Linked DNA regions of Homo sapiens: region 2 is linked to region 1. A link is an interaction called in ENCODE POLR2A ChIA-PET data of the cell type or tissue named here. Cell type or tissue: OCI-LY7. All regions are shown on one strand.

What was found. ChIA-PET counts read pairs that join two places held together with the same protein. Peaks named below come from ENCODE experiments on the same cell type or tissue, not always from the same donor. Only the 100,000 strongest peaks of a DNase experiment are listed, where the experiment ranks them.
Region 2: POLR2A ChIA-PET joins it to region 1 with 5 read pairs; 2 of 35 experiments call an interaction of 5 or more read pairs at or near these places.

What each region holds. Positions count from the first base shown.
Region 1 is chr7:127,688,173-127,696,172 of GRCh38, forward strand. SND1 (staphylococcal nuclease and tudor domain containing 1) reads left to right here. Exons shown (of 24, transcript NM_014390.4): 3 at 6,656-6,776. Among named protein-coding and RNA genes, the nearest start is that of SND1, 40 kb to the left of the region's middle. In OCI-LY7, no CTCF peak of the experiment used is centred here; no DNase peak of the experiment used is centred here.
Region 2 is chr7:127,925,569-127,933,568 of GRCh38, forward strand. It overlaps SND1 (staphylococcal nuclease and tudor domain containing 1), which reads left to right. Exons shown (of 24, transcript NM_014390.4): 15 at 3,620-3,761. Among named protein-coding and RNA genes, the nearest start is that of SND1-IT1, 68 kb to the right of the region's middle. RefSeq lists an enhancer at 4,654-4,743. In OCI-LY7, no CTCF peak of the experiment used is centred here; a DNase peak (open chromatin) is centred at 4,973.

The DNA of each region.
Region 1 (8,000 bases):
CCTAATGGTGATTTGAGAACCTTCTGTGCCTATGTCCCATCATCTCCTCCATCCTTCCCTCACACCCCTCAGCCTCTAATGCCCAGCCCCCTTGCTTTTGTGGTCTGCCTTTGACCCCTTAAGTTTCTGCTCTTTGGGCAGCTGCTATGTGTACCAATTTGGCATTGTTTAGTCTTTTTGGCTTCTACACTTTGAAACATTAGTGCTTTGCTGTCCTTTAGCAGTGCTTTGGCTGTCAGAAATGAAATTTCTGGGCTGGCCATGGTGGCTCATACCTGTAATCCAAGCACTTTGGGAGGCTGAGTGGGGATGATTGCTTGAGCCCAGGACTTCAAGACCAGTCCTGACAACTGACAACATAGCAAGATCCCATCTCAAAAAAAAAAAAAAAAAGAAAAAATTAGCCAGGCATGGTGGTGCATGCCTGTAGTCTCAACTACTTGGGAGGTAGAGGTGGAAGGATCACTTGAACCTGGGAGTTCAAGGCTGCAGTGCATCATGATTGTGCCACTACACTGCAGCCTGGGTGACAGTGTAAGACCCTGTCTAAAAAAAAATAATAAAAAAAAAAAAGCAAAATTTCTGGATTCCAATTATTTGTTCTTTGCCCCAACTTTATCATGTTGGGCAGGTTGGTACCTCAGCTTTTGTGTGCTATTCCCTGCCAGGGAGGTAAAGAAGAAAAAGCAAGAGTTTATGTGGAACTTTTATTAATATTTAAGTAAAGCATTTAGTTTTTAAAATTATAATAAAGGACATTTTATTTTAATTAAGAAGTTAGTGAAGCAATGGTATAGATAATAGAGATAGAGAAAAACTCCCATAATTCTACTACCAACAGCAATCAGACTAAATAGATTAAAATAAATTTAAGTAGATTAAAATCAGTTCTTTTTCACTGGTCCTCCATCAGGGACCACACATATTGAGAATATTAGCATATACCTCAGGGTCGTTTAATGAAGATTAAACAAGATAACATGAAGTGCTTTAGTGCATGCTTATAAAATAATAAATGTTAGTTGTGGTAATCACTACTACTGCTTGCTAATTTCTCTTACTACAGATACTCCTAGTACTGTTAGATCAACCACTGAAGATTAAATATCTTTCAGCATTTTTCACATTTTGGGCATTAACAAATGGGTGAACCAACATTTTGAATAGTTTCTTTTCCTATTGTGTAACAGCTTGATTGCTTCCAAATGAAGAGTGTTGACCCTTCTTGGAGCTGACCAAGTTCATTTGCCCAGAAGGAAGAACTAGTGTAGCCTCTAAGAAAGAAGGGTTGGATTTTAATTTCCTGTTTTGTGGATGAGAATCTTGGGCAGAGAAATACAAGGCCAGTTGGAACTTGTTCTAAAATATCATAACTGTATCCCATGTTAACAGGACGGTGAAATCTTACCAGAACTATCCTAGGTGAAAGGATACTGTGTAATCTGATCCTAGCATTCTGGTGTAGTTCCATATATTTATACAGTCTAGTGCTTTTTGCCTCTCCCAGACTAACTCAGTCTCACTGTTTCTCCTGGTAACTCTTCAGAGATCCCTGTGAGATGAAATATTTGATAGCTGCAGATTTCATCTTTTCCTAGCCCACAGTCATCATTTCTCCTTCCTAATAATCCAATGTCTCCTCACCCTGCTGTGATTTGGTTTTCCTCCTATTGTACCCTCAAAGCTGCATCGACACAAGTTACCAGTAATGTCAATTGATTGAAAAACCTGATTTCCCTGCTCTCATTTTGACTCCCCCACCCCCCACCCCAACGCTGACATCCAGGCCTTTAACAAGGCCTAGGGATTCTGCCTCCTTAAAACCTCTCTTATCCATACTTGACATTTGATTAATACTGCTATTCTTTGTTCATCTCTGATAGAGTGCTTAGATGTTGAAATAATAGTCTCTTTGCCCTCATTCTCCTTCCCTCTAATCCTTTCTCCATATGCTCTCAGATTTTTTTGAAACATAATTTTATTTTTTCCCAGACTCTTCAGTGGTTCCTCATATTCCAAGACACTTTAGTGATTCCTCATATTCCAAGACACTTTAGTAATTCCTCATTACCTCTGTGACAAATCTAAATGCCTTAGCCTGGGTTACAAGCGCATTTGTGATATGACTTTTAGACTTCTCTTACTGAAACCCCTCTGGGATGCCAAGCCCCCACCATGCTGAAGAACTTAAGTCTTCCTACAGGCTGGGGTCCTGCCTTCTGCCCTCAGCTCATGCAGCCCCCTCCATCAGTAGTTCCTTCGCCACCTCTGTGGCTGGTGAGCACCTGCTGTCTTTTAAGATTCAGCCACTTAAGAAATCACACCTGACATTTCCTTTCATCATCCCATCTTGGTGCTGTCATAGCATTCACAACATTTCATTGCATGTTTACACGTTTATATATCTTTCTCTACTGGATTGCAAGCTCCAAAGAAGAGAGCCTTTCTCTCATCTCTGTGTCTTTGTGCCTAGTCAGTACCTGACACAATACAGGTAAGCAGTGAATAAACATTTAAATGAATAATGAGGAAAAGAACCTGAGCGTCTCCATTTTAGGGGTTGAAAGATTGTGCAATGTGGCACTACGCTTTCTCTCTGGCTTTCTATTTCTTTGGAGCATGTTTAGCTTTTTCACATTCAGGAATAATCAAGGACCTTATTGCTCATTTGCATCCCTTTGTATCACTGTCCCAAATATCTTCACATGATTATTCTTTGCCTTCTGTCATGATATCGTCTTTCAAAGAAACTCAGCTGTCTCTTAAGTCCTGTGGCAATGAAAGCAGCCCCACTGTATGCCCCCAGCCATCTCTTCACTGTTCCAAGCTAATCCCCAGCGTTGCCTAGCTACTCCAGGCAGCTTAGATACTGCATTGATGGGCACTGTGGGAATTATATATTTATTTCCCACAGAATTATTGAGCTCCTGCTGCGGGTAAAGTTGTTTATGTTTTCATGAGAAATATAGAAATGAGTGTCACAACCACTAAAGAACTTATTCATTTAACTAAACACCACCCATTCCCCAAAACCTATTGAAATAAAAAAAAAAATTAAGAAATACTATCTTTAAAAAATAATAAAAGTGGCTGGGCGCAGTGGCTTATGCCTGTAATGCCAGCACTTTGGGAGGCCGAGGCGGGCGGATCATGAGGTCAGGAGTTCGAGACCAGCCTGGCCAACATGGTGAAACCTTGTCTCTACTAAAAATACAAAAAAAATTAACCGGGCGTGGTGGCATGTGCGTGTAGTCCCGGCTACTCGGGAGGCTGAGGCAGGAGAATTGCTTGAACCCGGGAAGCGGAGGTTGCAGTGAACCAAGATTATGCCACTGCATTCCAGCCTGGCGACAGAGCGAGACTCCGTCTCAAAAATAAATAAATAATTAAATAAAACAAACTAAAAGAAGGTAAAAAATAAAAAAATAAATATTTTGCTGTTTTTGTTTGTTTGTTTTTAGATGGAGCCTCGCTTTGTCGCCCGGGCTGGAGTGCAGTGGCGCAATCTTGGCTCACTGCAACCTCCACCTCACAGGTTCAAGCAATTCTCCTGTCTCAGCTTCCCAAGTAGCTGGGATTGCAGGCGTGCGCCAACATGCCTGGCTAATTTTTTTTTTTTTTTTTTTTTGTATTTTCAGTAGAGATGGAGTTTCACCATGTTGGCCAGGCTGGTCCTGAACACCTGACCTCAGGTGACCTGCCAAGAGTCTTGGCCTCCCAAAGTGTTGGGATTACAGCCGTGAGCCTCCCAAAGTGCTGGGATTACAGGCCCGGCCATATTTTGCTATTATTTTAAAAAAGAAATGAATGTCACAATCCTGCATTCATTGGAGCTGTTGAGGACTGGGGTAGCTGGGGAAAGACGGCAGAGCAGGATTATCAGTTACATATCCAGATGGCACGGTGGGGTGGTTGGAAGAGAAAGAGGGACAAAAAGTATTGAATGTTGGGTCATTTACCTAGTAACTAGTTAAGGTTTTACATTCTGGGGTTTCATCTTGTCCTGGTAGTTTTAAGAGTCTATCTGGTCAAAGAGAAGATTAGAATTAAAAGCTCAGTTTCATTGTGGTAGATATGACAACCTTTCTTGGGTCTGGAAGTTCTGAGCAGGCCGCCAGATTGCCTGCAGTTGGGCATTCTAAAGGAAAGAGTAATTTTGAGTCTCAACTTCTTAAAAGCCACTTGCTTCTTAGATGGGACTCTGGGGCATCATTTGAATAGACCACAGTTATTCTTCCTGTTAGACCATTCTGGCCCTTATTTGAATAAATGCTTTGAGCAAATTTCCTTATTTGAGCAAGCTTCTGTTAGGATAGACTTCTCCATCAGATAGTCCTCTGCCTGGCTGTCCTTTGTGTGGACACATGGGTAACACTGGCCTCACTTCCATAAGGGTTCTGTCCCAGAGCACTCTCTTGCCCTCAGAGGAGTGATGTGGTCAGTTGCTTTCCTCTATAGCTCTTTGAGTCTCTTGATTGCCTCTCTTCTTAACTAATATCTTGTCCAGTTATTGAATTTGCCCAACTCTGGACGGAACACACTTGAGAAGGCTTATTTAGGAAGGAAGATTGCAGAAACTAGGTTATTTTTTCTTACACGGTTAGGCATATGTCCTTTGCAAGACCTCCAGTGTGGTTTTCTCTTATTGACCGGTAACTAACCAGCTGGAAAACATGAGGTCCTAAGGGGAAGATGTTTCTTCAGCGAGCCTTAAAAGTTTTTTAGAAAAGTTCTGCCTGGTTGGTAGAAATTGGAGATTTCCCTGCAGGGGCTAGTTATTTTCCTGTGAACTGACCTTTTGTAAAAGTGTTTTCACCAAAGTCTTGGCCTCTTTTAGGAGCACTGGTCTTATCAGAGCTTTTCCAAGTATTTAGGAAAGCTCTATGTTACTGAATTTTAAATATTAATACTCAGGACTACATCTTAAACTTATCTGTAGCTGTGTATGTTTTTGGAGTAAGTTGATCCCTAAGGTAATAAAAATTTGGGACGCTTTGTTCATTGGTTCGGTGCTGTTTCTGTGATGTGGTTGATAATTGGGATCATTTGTCAATCATCAGACTCTTTGGTGACTGGTATCTGATTTTATTTTTGGAGATTGGGGTGGGGGGTAGAAATGAGACATAAAATCAAGGTGAACTTGATATTGTCATTGAGTGAATTGGGTTGGCCTCTGCTTTGAAGAGAGGGCATGATGTGAGCAAGTATCTGTTCATTTTTGCATCTTTAAGAACCCTTACTGAGGATCAGTTCTCTAGAACCTCATGATTTATGTTATGTAACAGTACTGTTTTTATGACTACCAGCCCAACAGTTTGGTGGACCTGCCACCTTTTGATTGGTTTCTGGTTTCTTAGAAGTCATATGGATATTTTTCTTCTAGAAAAGCTTGTTGGGTGACTTCATGGAATAATTAGCATGGACCAAAAAGGTTAACAGAGGCTTCCTTTCAGGCCATCAGTTTACTCTTTTGCCTTTACTGTGTGTAGCATGAGTTCTGTGGTTTGAAGAGATTATAATAGACAATGTATGCATATTGTATATCACTTTTCCCTTTTATACTTCACATTTTTTTCAGCATGTGAGCTCCTACTAATCATACGCTCCTTGAACACCTACCCCATCCCTCCCCATTTTGGTACTAAGGGAACTTGGGACATTAAACCAGGTCCAGACTATAAGTTCAAGTGCCAGTGGCCACTGTGCCAATGGCTTCAGAGGAGAATCTCCCTTTGTCTGAACCATCCCAGGAGTGATAGGATGGGGAGGGGCAAAACCACCCCTTTGTGTATTATCTTGAGATGACATGGAGACTCTGCTTCTACTGTGTGGATGTGTAGCTCAGTCCTCGTGTCTGTGCATGGAACGGTGAGAGGAAAGAATCACCATTATCAAGGTGATCCTTTGTCAGGGGCTGTTACTGGTGTCCTCCCAAGGATGTTGGGACCTGTAAAGGCTTCAGACTAGAGCAGAAGTAGAAGAAGAGCCATTTTGGGGGATATCTTCTTACTATTGCTGATCTTTAAAGAGGGGAGTGGAGATGACTTAAATAAGGCTCACTTGAGCAGGGGATTCACTCTGAAATAAGAACACTAGAATCATGTCCCTCCTCCAACAATGGCTTTAACTGGTTTCAGGCTAGTTTAATAGGCAGTGAAACTGTTTTAGAAACTGGAAAGAGGCGGAGAAATGGAGGTGGTAGTTGTTATTTATGACTTCCCTCTGCCTAGGTGGGTTCCTGGAGCCTGGACTTCCCATTTGAAGGAGTGGGTTGATATATATACAGCATTTAGAGCAGTGGCTGGCACATGGTATGTGCTATAAAAGCATTGGCAAATGTTATTCACAAAGTAAGCTATAACTCTGAACAGACAGTGATAGGGAAAAAGTCCTGCTGCCAGTGTCTGGAAAACTCTGAGGCCTGTTTTTAGTGTCTGTGTTAGTTAAACCAACTGCTGGACCCTCCTTTTTTTATGAGCCCCCTAAGTGTGCGATCTGCATTGTGTGCATTTCATTTTTATATTCTCAAGGTCCAGCGCAGGGCCAGGACCATGGTAGGTACTCAGACATTTACTGAAGGTATGAAGTTGCTTGAATGCTGATTGGCATCTGAAACTAGGCAGTTCTCATGTGACATATTTGTTTTGTCTTTCAGCCCTGGGCATTTCCAGCTCGAGAGTTCCTTCGAAAGAAGCTGATTGGGAAGGAAGTCTGTTTCACGATAGAAAACAAGACTCCCCAGGGGCGAGAGTATGGCATGATCTACCTTGGAAAAGGTGAGCTGCAGGGAGAGGACTCATTTCTCTCAAGTCTAAAGTTCTGTTAAAGATCAGTTTTCTTGTGGTGGAAGGCCAGTGTGGGTTCTGGTGGAGGAAGCTCTAGGACAGTTGGCTGAAGGCATAAATGCAAATGCTTTGGGCCCTGAGCACAGGGAATATATGTGTACAGAGGCATGCCCCCGGTGTTCCTGTTCCTTGTGTACCCCTTTTCCTGCTTTGGTTTAGGTGCATGTAGTATAGAGTTGCATTCTTCCTCATGTTTAGGCCATTCACTCATGGAACTCAATGGCTCTGTGCTTCTAGGTCAGAATGCTAATTGAATTTCTATAGATTTCCTTTTGTATCTTCTATTTCTTTTATCTATCTTGTGGCTTTTCTTCTCTTGGGAACTCTTTTGGAAAGGAAGATTTGTTGAGGGCCTGTGGTTTTTTGCAGCCTACATGTTTTTAATGGAATGGAAGGAGCACAGATGTCGGGGTTGCATAGATGTAGGTTAGAATTCTGATTTCCTACCATGTGCCCTTACTTAACCCTTAACCTCTGTAAGCCCTAGTTTCTTCATTTGTAAGTTATTGAGAGAGTTGAAAGAGATAGTATAGGCCAGGCACCGTGGCTCACACCTGTAATCCCAGCACTTTGGGAGTGTGAGGCAGGAGGATCTCTTAAGCACAAGAGTTCGAGACCAGCCTGGGGCAACATGGTAAAACCCCGTTTCTATGGAAAAATTAGCCAGGCGTGGTGGCGCACGCCTGTAGTCGTAGCTACTCGGGAGGCTGAGGTGGGAGAATCACCTGAGTCTGGGAGGTCAAGTCTGTGGTGAGCCATGATCATGCCACTGCACTCTAGCCTGAGTGACTGAGTGAGATCCTGGTCAAAAAACAAAAAAATAGTATATGTAAAGCACCTCACTCTGGATATTTGTGTGTGTGCATATTGTATAGCTGGGCCAGATGCTTCATGGGATATTAGATGTTCTGGGCTTTTTGGATTAGGTAGTAAGAGAATAAGATTGAGGAATGGAGTTGGAACAGAAATAGGATGTTGAAAGAGGAATTGGTAGGATGTTCTCCAGAAAGCAGCCAGATGAACATGAAGTTATGTTCATTGAACTATTTGTGGAGCAGAATTTTTTTTAAGTTTCCTTTGATTCTTTGATTAAAAACCTTTCAGATAGCTCATGTAACGGAGTTGATTTGGATAATCTATTTGAGTTGGATAGTC
Region 2 (8,000 bases), 240 kb after region 1:
TCTTAAATCTTTATTTATATATATGGTTGTGGGTGTTTCTTTTTTTTTTTTTTGAAATGGAGTTTCACTTTTGTCACCCAGGCTTGAGTGCAATGGCATGATTGGGCTCACTGCAACCTCCGCCTCCCAGGTTCAAGCGATTCTCCTGCCTCAGCCTCCCAAGTAGCTGGGATTACAGGCACACCCTGCTATACCCAACTAATTTTTGTATTTTTAGGGTTTCACCATGTTGGCCAGGCTGGTCTCGAACTCGTGATCTCAGATGATCCTCCTGCCTCCGCGTCCCAAAGTGCTGGGATTACAGCCGTGAGCCATCGCGCCCGGCCAGGTCTTTTTTTCTTTTTTCTTTTTTTTTTTAAGAGAGAAAATCTCTGTCTCCCGGCTCTTATTAACCCTGGAAATGTGTCTAAGAGACTGAAGCACATTGCTACTTGCACTCTCTCTTTGGAAGGCAAATTACTTAACTGAATTCTGTCAATTTTATATTGTTATAATCAGAATTTCTAAAATAAATAATTTCCATAACTAAATTACCAGGGAGGATTTATAGCTACATCGCCTGAGGAAACGTGCCAGTCTTCCTAACCAGTGTTTTCATTTGAGCCACTGAAACAAATATTAAAGATTTCAAGAATGTTTGAAAAGGAACATGCCAAGCAAAAAAATGCTTGAGATGACAAGGAAAGACATACACTTTTGTGTGGCTGTGACTGAGATTTGAAAGTGCCGACATCTTTGGGTTCTTATAATCAATTTAATTGACTTTATAAGAACTTAATATTCTGTCAGCTTGGATGAAATATCCATCTTTCCACTTAGTGACTGGTCCACAGGCATATCACCTCATCCAAGCCTTCGAAATACTTGCCTCAAGAATATGGGGAACTCCATGTTCTTACCTTATAATTTTTATCTGGAAATAAACATGGCCAGTTCTGATGAGGTTTTAAAATTTGCTGTATGCCTTTGATTTTCTTTTTCTTTTTTTTTTTTTTTTTTTTTTTGTCGGAGTCTCGCTCTATCACCCAGGCTGGAGTGCAGTGGCACAATCTTGGCTCACTGCAAGCTCCGCCTCTCAGGTTCATACCATTCTCCTGCCTCAGCTTCCCAAGTAGCTGGGACTACAGGTGCCCACCACCACACCCGGCTATTTTGTTGTTGTTGTTGTTGTTGTTGTTGTTGTTGTTGTTGTTGTTGTACTTTTAGTAGAGACGGGGTTTCACCGTGTTAGCCAGGATACTCTCGATCTCCTGACCTCGTGATTTGCCTGCCTCAGCCTCCCAAAGTGCTGAGATTACAGGCATGAGCCACCACGCCCAGCCTGATTTTCATAGTTGGCTTTCACTTCTGATCTTTGCCATAATCAATGACATGTCATCCTCTTGGCTATCTTCCCATTTGTCATTTCTGGAATAGAGCTGTTGAGTTGTGCATTGAGACTTAGGAGGAGTCAGGAACATGTATTGATTTTTATGACATGGGTAGCACTAAGGTCCCTTTGAGGCTCCTTGATTATTCTCAGTCTGAGTAGGTTTCTCTCTTTATAAAGTAGGTAAGAGTTTAGCAAAAAAGGAAGAGAGGGTGCTGCAACCTCCTTGTTAGTTTAAACATGAAAGGCATGCCTGTGTGTGTGCCATTGTTATTCCTATAAGCATTTTTTCCAGATAACTACATCCAAAGGATAGTGATGAGTAGAAGTCTATTTCTGAAAAATGTAATTTGCTCTGATCTTGAGGAAAAAGACCTTCTCTTCTGAGATGTTAGGTTGCCTCATGATTTGCGATAATCAATTTGATAATTGTTGTTGACTTACTGGTTCAGCTCATGAATAGTGTCCCAGATTTAGACTAGTATGGCACAAGGATTTTAATCAAGTAGTGCTTTCTTTCCCATGGAGCATTTATCTTGTTTGACTGTTCTGGACTTCAGCCAGCTGCCAGACAGGCATTTTTCATGTGTATATGTGTAGGAGAATGTGTTGCTTAAGTGTTCAATGGGGAAGTTTCCAACCCCCTAAAGCTCATGGTTACCTTGCCTTTTACCACTGTACTGTTAGAGACACTGAGAATGGATCGCTGTCTCTCTTTTTCTCTAAGAATCCGTTTGATGGGAAGCATGAATCTTAGTTACTATGAATACTGTTTTCATCCCAGCCTACCTCACTGCTTCTGAATGAGAGGAGCCCCTTTGGCTGCTCTGAAAACTCTTGAAATACTTGATGGCTTGTTATGTTTTCATTATCTAATGTGCATTAATTTAAATAAAATAGCTCTGTTGTTAGAAGAAGAGTCAAAAAGGAAAAGCTTGGCTGGGTGCAGACTGCTTGTGTCACAGAAGTCAGGAAAGTTTGCAGAACTTGGTGTCCTCAGAGGGAGTTTTCAGTTCTGCTGGCTGGGCTGAAAACCTGAAACTCTAAAATCCAGTGACTATTCCCCTAGCATATACGATGTGATATTTTGATGCTCACTTACTCTATCACCTGTTTAATTAGCTTGAGAGACTGAAAGGATTTGAAGGCCCTTCGCATCTATGTGACTGAGTTCTGAGAGTCGAAATGTCCATGATTTGGCACTCTGGAGGATAGAGCACACAGACTTTGTGTTGATGCACCAAAAAAGGTTTTTAAACTGCTATTCCGTTTTATGTGTTTTTATTATTTCTATAATGATTCCTGCTGACATGAAGTAGTATTTGTCTCCATTGACCACATCCTGCTGTTCTAGATTTCCCTGGGTAGGAACAGTATGCCCCAGGTATCATCTCATCCCCAAAATGAACATAGAGCAGGAGTTGCTGTACTAGTGCCTGGAGAAGGCTGGCCACTTCTCAAGGTTAAGAAACTGTGAGCTCTGAATCTTACATAACCTATTTAAAGATAAACTACTTTTGGCTTCCTGGGACAGGGTTATAGGGACTATGTGAGATAGCCTAGGCGTCGCTTTTTTTTTTTTTTTTAATGAATATTAAAGGTTAAATGGAAGGTTAGTACTGGTCTTCTTACCTCAACTTTTTTTTCTTTCTTTCTTTCTTTTTTTTGAGAAAGAGTTTCGCTCTTGTTGCCCAGGTTGGAGTGCAAATGGCACGATTTCAGCTCACTGCAACCTCCACCTCCCAGGTTCAAGCGATTCTCCTGCCTCAGCCTCCCAAGTAGCTGGGATTACAGGCATGTGCCACCATGCCCGGCTAATTTTTTTCTATTTTTAGTAGAGACAGGGTTTTGCCATGTTGGCCAGGATGGTTTCAAACCCCTGACCTCAGGTGATCCACCCGCCTCAGCCTCCCAAAGTGCTGGGATTGCAGGCGTGAGCCACTGCGCCTGGCACCTCAATTTTGTGTTAAAGGAAGATGAGCTCTTCTTGCCCCAGAGAACTCTGGTGTGAAAGTCTCATTTTCCAAGCACCCTTTTAACTGAGTATTTAAGTTAATCTGGAAACTGTCGATTAACTATATTTCTTCTACTGAGGCCTCATGGGTATCATGTCTATGTCTTGGTTTCAGAAATGTCTATAAATAGGGTTATTTGCTTAGCTTCCTGCCAAACTTTTTGTCCTAGACTATAAAGAAAGAAACGTTGGGTTTTATTACTTTCCAGTTACTCTTTTCCTCTTTTCTCCATCAGGATACCCAAAAAGCAAAGCAGTTCCTGCCTTTTCTTCAGCGGGCAGGTCGTTCTGAAGCTGTGGTGGAATACGTCTTCAGTGGTTCTCGTCTCAAACTCTATTTGCCAAAGGAAACTTGCCTTATCACCTTCTTGCTTGCAGGTAAGTCTTATGTGTTACATGTTACTCTGAGCTCAGAAGTCATCCCTGGAAACCACATACCCTCCTTTCCCCCTGTGTTCTAGATAGGCCCTAGAGCCCACCAGCATGCTCTTCCTCTCTGGTTGGGATATGCAAACACAGTTTCTAGATTGGATCCTCCTGTGCCTGCAGACCCAGCACTGCACCCCCTTTCTGCTCCTCATTTCTACCAAGCACAGGATGTAGGAGTAGAGCAACTTGCAAGCACGCAGCCCTTATAGAGCTAGAGCAAAGGAAGTTCCAGACTAGGAAAATACCAGCCATGGAATTCTCAGAGTTGGCCTTCATTACCCACTTGAAACAGACTGCCCATGCTATGTTAGTTGTGGGGAGGCCTCAGAGGAGCCAAGACACTCTTCCCCTGTAGCTCCCCAAGCAGTGCCCTTTGTCTCCCTTTCATTCTTTTCAAATGCCATTAAGATCCCAGTCCTTTATGAAACCCCAGCCATGACGTTGCTTTCACACGCTCTTCCCACATCGATAGTATTTCTTGTTGTGCTAAGGTTGACGTGCTAAGGCAAAGATGCTCCTTTCTTTGCTGACTTAATGTGTGTCTTACCCTATCTTTTCTGGTAGCTTAATATTTCACAAGCCAGAAGGCTATGTATAAACTGTGCTCTTTGAGCAATTTACATTTATGCATTCAAGGAACAAACTGCTTCATTTCTTTGCTGCTGGCAAATAATAGTTATTTATTTCCAGTTGGTACTTCACAGAGACTGCAGTCTTTGAGGGAAAGCTGTCATTTTACTTCCACCACCACCCCCACCCCGCCCAGCCACCCTTGCACACACAAATATTCATTCACTTGCAAAAGACATATCCCGCCGTGGTCCCCAGATGCACATGGTCCCCACCTTGCCTTTTTTGCTAGTGTCCTGTTGTCTCAGCACTTCTTACATTGAATTACTGAATAGAATTTGCTATGGGGAAAGAGAAACGGGAGTCATGCTTGCTGCCTCCTGCCAGATCGCCTTGGCCTCCTTTTCCTAGAAGGCACAGGTAGTTTCTTGTCTGGATAAGGGTCTCCCTCAGGCCCCAACTAAATGGATTGAGTTATGAGAGATAAATCACTCCCTGAACACATGACCATGGAGCTCACTGCTGCTGCTTGGCTGTCACTTCTCATTGTGGCTCTTGTACATACTCTTATGAACTTGATCACTGCACAGCTCTGCAGGCCTTCTGAAGGGACTCATTGAAGTGTGACACCAAGCTCAGGGCAGCTACGCAAAAGAAGAGATGCAAAAAAATTCATACCTTATTGGAGGGCTGTGGTTTTATTTTTGCTAATGTGAGTTATGGTAAACTGAAAGGCAGTGTGGCAGTTGTGTGAGAGAGTCCTTTTATGCAGCCATTTGTACCTTTTTACCAAGGTTTCTATACCCATGAAGTTTCTTGGTAGTGAACTTTTGCTAGAGAGTTGGAGGCACAGGCATATCCAGGTTTATTGCACTTCTTTTTATTGTGCTTCAGATATTGCATTTTTTTTATAGATAGGAGGATTGTGACAACCTGTGTTAAGCAAGTATGTCAGTGCCATTTCTCCAGCAGCATGTGTCTATCACATTTGGTAATTTTCACATTTCAAACTTTATTATTATTATATCTGTTATGGTGATCTGTGACCAGTGATGTTTGATGTTATTATTTCAATTGTTTCGGGTCGCCATGAACCACAGTCATATAAGATGGTAAACTTAATTGATAAATGTTGTATGTGTTCTGACTGCTCCACCCATTGAATGATAAGAAAACCAAACAAAGCTTGGTGCAGTGGTGCATGCCTGTACTCCCAGCTACTCAGCAGGCTGAGCCCAGGAGTTGCAGATCAGCCTGGGCAACATAATGAGACCCTGTCTCAAAATAGAAAAGAAATTGAAGCAGCCTTATTGCTTATATGGAAAAATTTTAGTGGTCTGGATAGAAGATCAAACCAGTCACAATATTTCCTTAAGCCAAAGTCTAATCCAGAGAAAGACCTCTGGATTTGACTCTCCTCAATTCTGTGAACACTGAGAGGTAAAGAAGCTGCAGAAGAAAAATTTGAAGCTGTTAGAGGTTGGTTCATGAGGTTTAAGGAGAGAAGCCATCTTCATAACATAAAAGTACAGGGTGAAGCAGCAAGTGCTGATGTAGAAGCTGCAACAAGTTATTCAGAAGATCCAGCTAAGATCACTGGTGAAGGTGGCTACACCAAACACCAGATTTTCAGTGTAGATGAAACAGCCTTCTACTGGAAGAAGATGCCATTCCAGGATTTTGGTAGCTAGAGAGAAGTCAGTGCCTGCCTTCTGAGTTTCAAAAGACAGGTTGACTCTGTTGTTAAGACCTTATGCAGCTGGTGACTTTAAGTTAAAGCCATTGCTCATTGACCATTCCAAAAAACCTAAGGCTCTTAAGAATGATGCTAAATCTACTCTGCCTGTGCTCTGTAAAAGGAACAGCAAAGCCTGTATGACGGCACATCTGGTGACAGCCTGGTTTATGGAATATTTTAAGCCCTTTGTTGAGACCTACTGCTCAGAAAAAAAAAGATTTTTTTGCAAAATATTACTGCTCATTCACAGTTCTGCAGCTAGCTGGTCACCCAAGAGCTCTGAAAGAGTTGTACAAGAAGATTGTACATGCCTGCTAACATAGCATTCATTCTGCAACCCATGTATCAAGGAGTAATTTTGATTTTCAAACCTTACTATTTAAGAAATATGTTTTGTAAGCCTAAAGCTGCCATAAATAGTGATTCTTCTGATGGATCTGGGAAGCAAATTGAAAACTTTCTGGAATGGATTCACCACTTTAAATGCCATTGAGAACATTTGTGATTCATGGGAGGAGGTTGAAACAGCAACCAGCATAAACAGGGATTTGAAGGAAGTTGATTCCAAGCCTCCTGGTTGACTTTGAAGAGTTCAAGACTTCAATGGAGGAAGTAACTGCAGATATGATAGAAATAGCAAAAGAACTAGAATTAGAAGTAGAGCCTGGGGATAAAACTGAGTTACTGAAATCTCATGAAAAGAATTTGAACAGATGAAGAGTTGCATCTTATAAATGAGCAGAGAAAGTTATTTCATGAAATGGAATCTAGTCCCGGCAAAGATGCTGTGAACATTGTAGAAATGACAACAAAGGATTCAGAATATTACCTAAACTTGATGAAACAGCATCAGGGTTTGAGAGAATGGACTCTAATTTTGAAAGAAGTTCTACAGTGAATGAAATGCTATCCCACAGCATTCCATGCTACAGAGAAATACTTTGTGAAAGGAAGAGCCAGTTGATGGAACAAACCTCATTGTTTTTTTTGCCACAGCCACCACCTCCATCAGCAACCACCACCCTGATCAGTCAGCAGCCACAAACATGGAAGCAAGACCCTCCAGCAGCAAAAAGATTATGACGCACTGAAGGCTCAGATGATCATTAGCATTTTTTAACAATAAAGTGCTTTTATTAAACTACAGTATAGGGTGAACACTTTTATATGCCCTGGGAAACTAAAAATTTGTGTGACTTGCTGTATTGCAATATTCACTTCATTGCAGTGGTCTGGAACTAAACTTGCAGTATCTCTGAGGTATGCCTGTATATATTCATCTCATCCTCTGCTCTGTAGCATCTCATCTTCTGCTCTGAGAAAGAAAAGCATCCTTTTGGCAATGTAGAGCTTTATCCCAGAGGTGAAAAAGAGAAACAGTATTATTCTTCCTGGGAAACATGGCCACAAATGTATAGGGGAAAGAGAACATTGAAGTTTTGTCTTTTAAGCTCTAAACTACCTGAATGGAGCCGGCTCAGAGCACAGACCATCTTGGCTGGAGTTTTCCTGCAGAATTCTTCTAGTTTTACGTTGCTTAGACACAAGCAGTCTGATCACTCGACTCTGCATCAGCCAGTTCCTGTGTGTATTTGGCATTATTTTAAGCTTAGCAATTCAAAAGGCATTGCCTGAGTTAACTTACATTGTGAAAGATAGATTACACAGAAGCAAATACGTGATAAAAATATAAGCCTTTTACATTTTTCTCCTGCCATAGTGTGTGCTGTTATATTATGCATCTTTTGGTTTCTTCAGAAACCTGGCAAGAATACAGGACAGGGAAAAGTCTTAAGAGAAAGCAGATCTCAGTTTGCATCATGGCTCTACTGTGTATAAGCAGGTGACTTTAACAAGGTTATTTACCCTCTTCAAGCCTC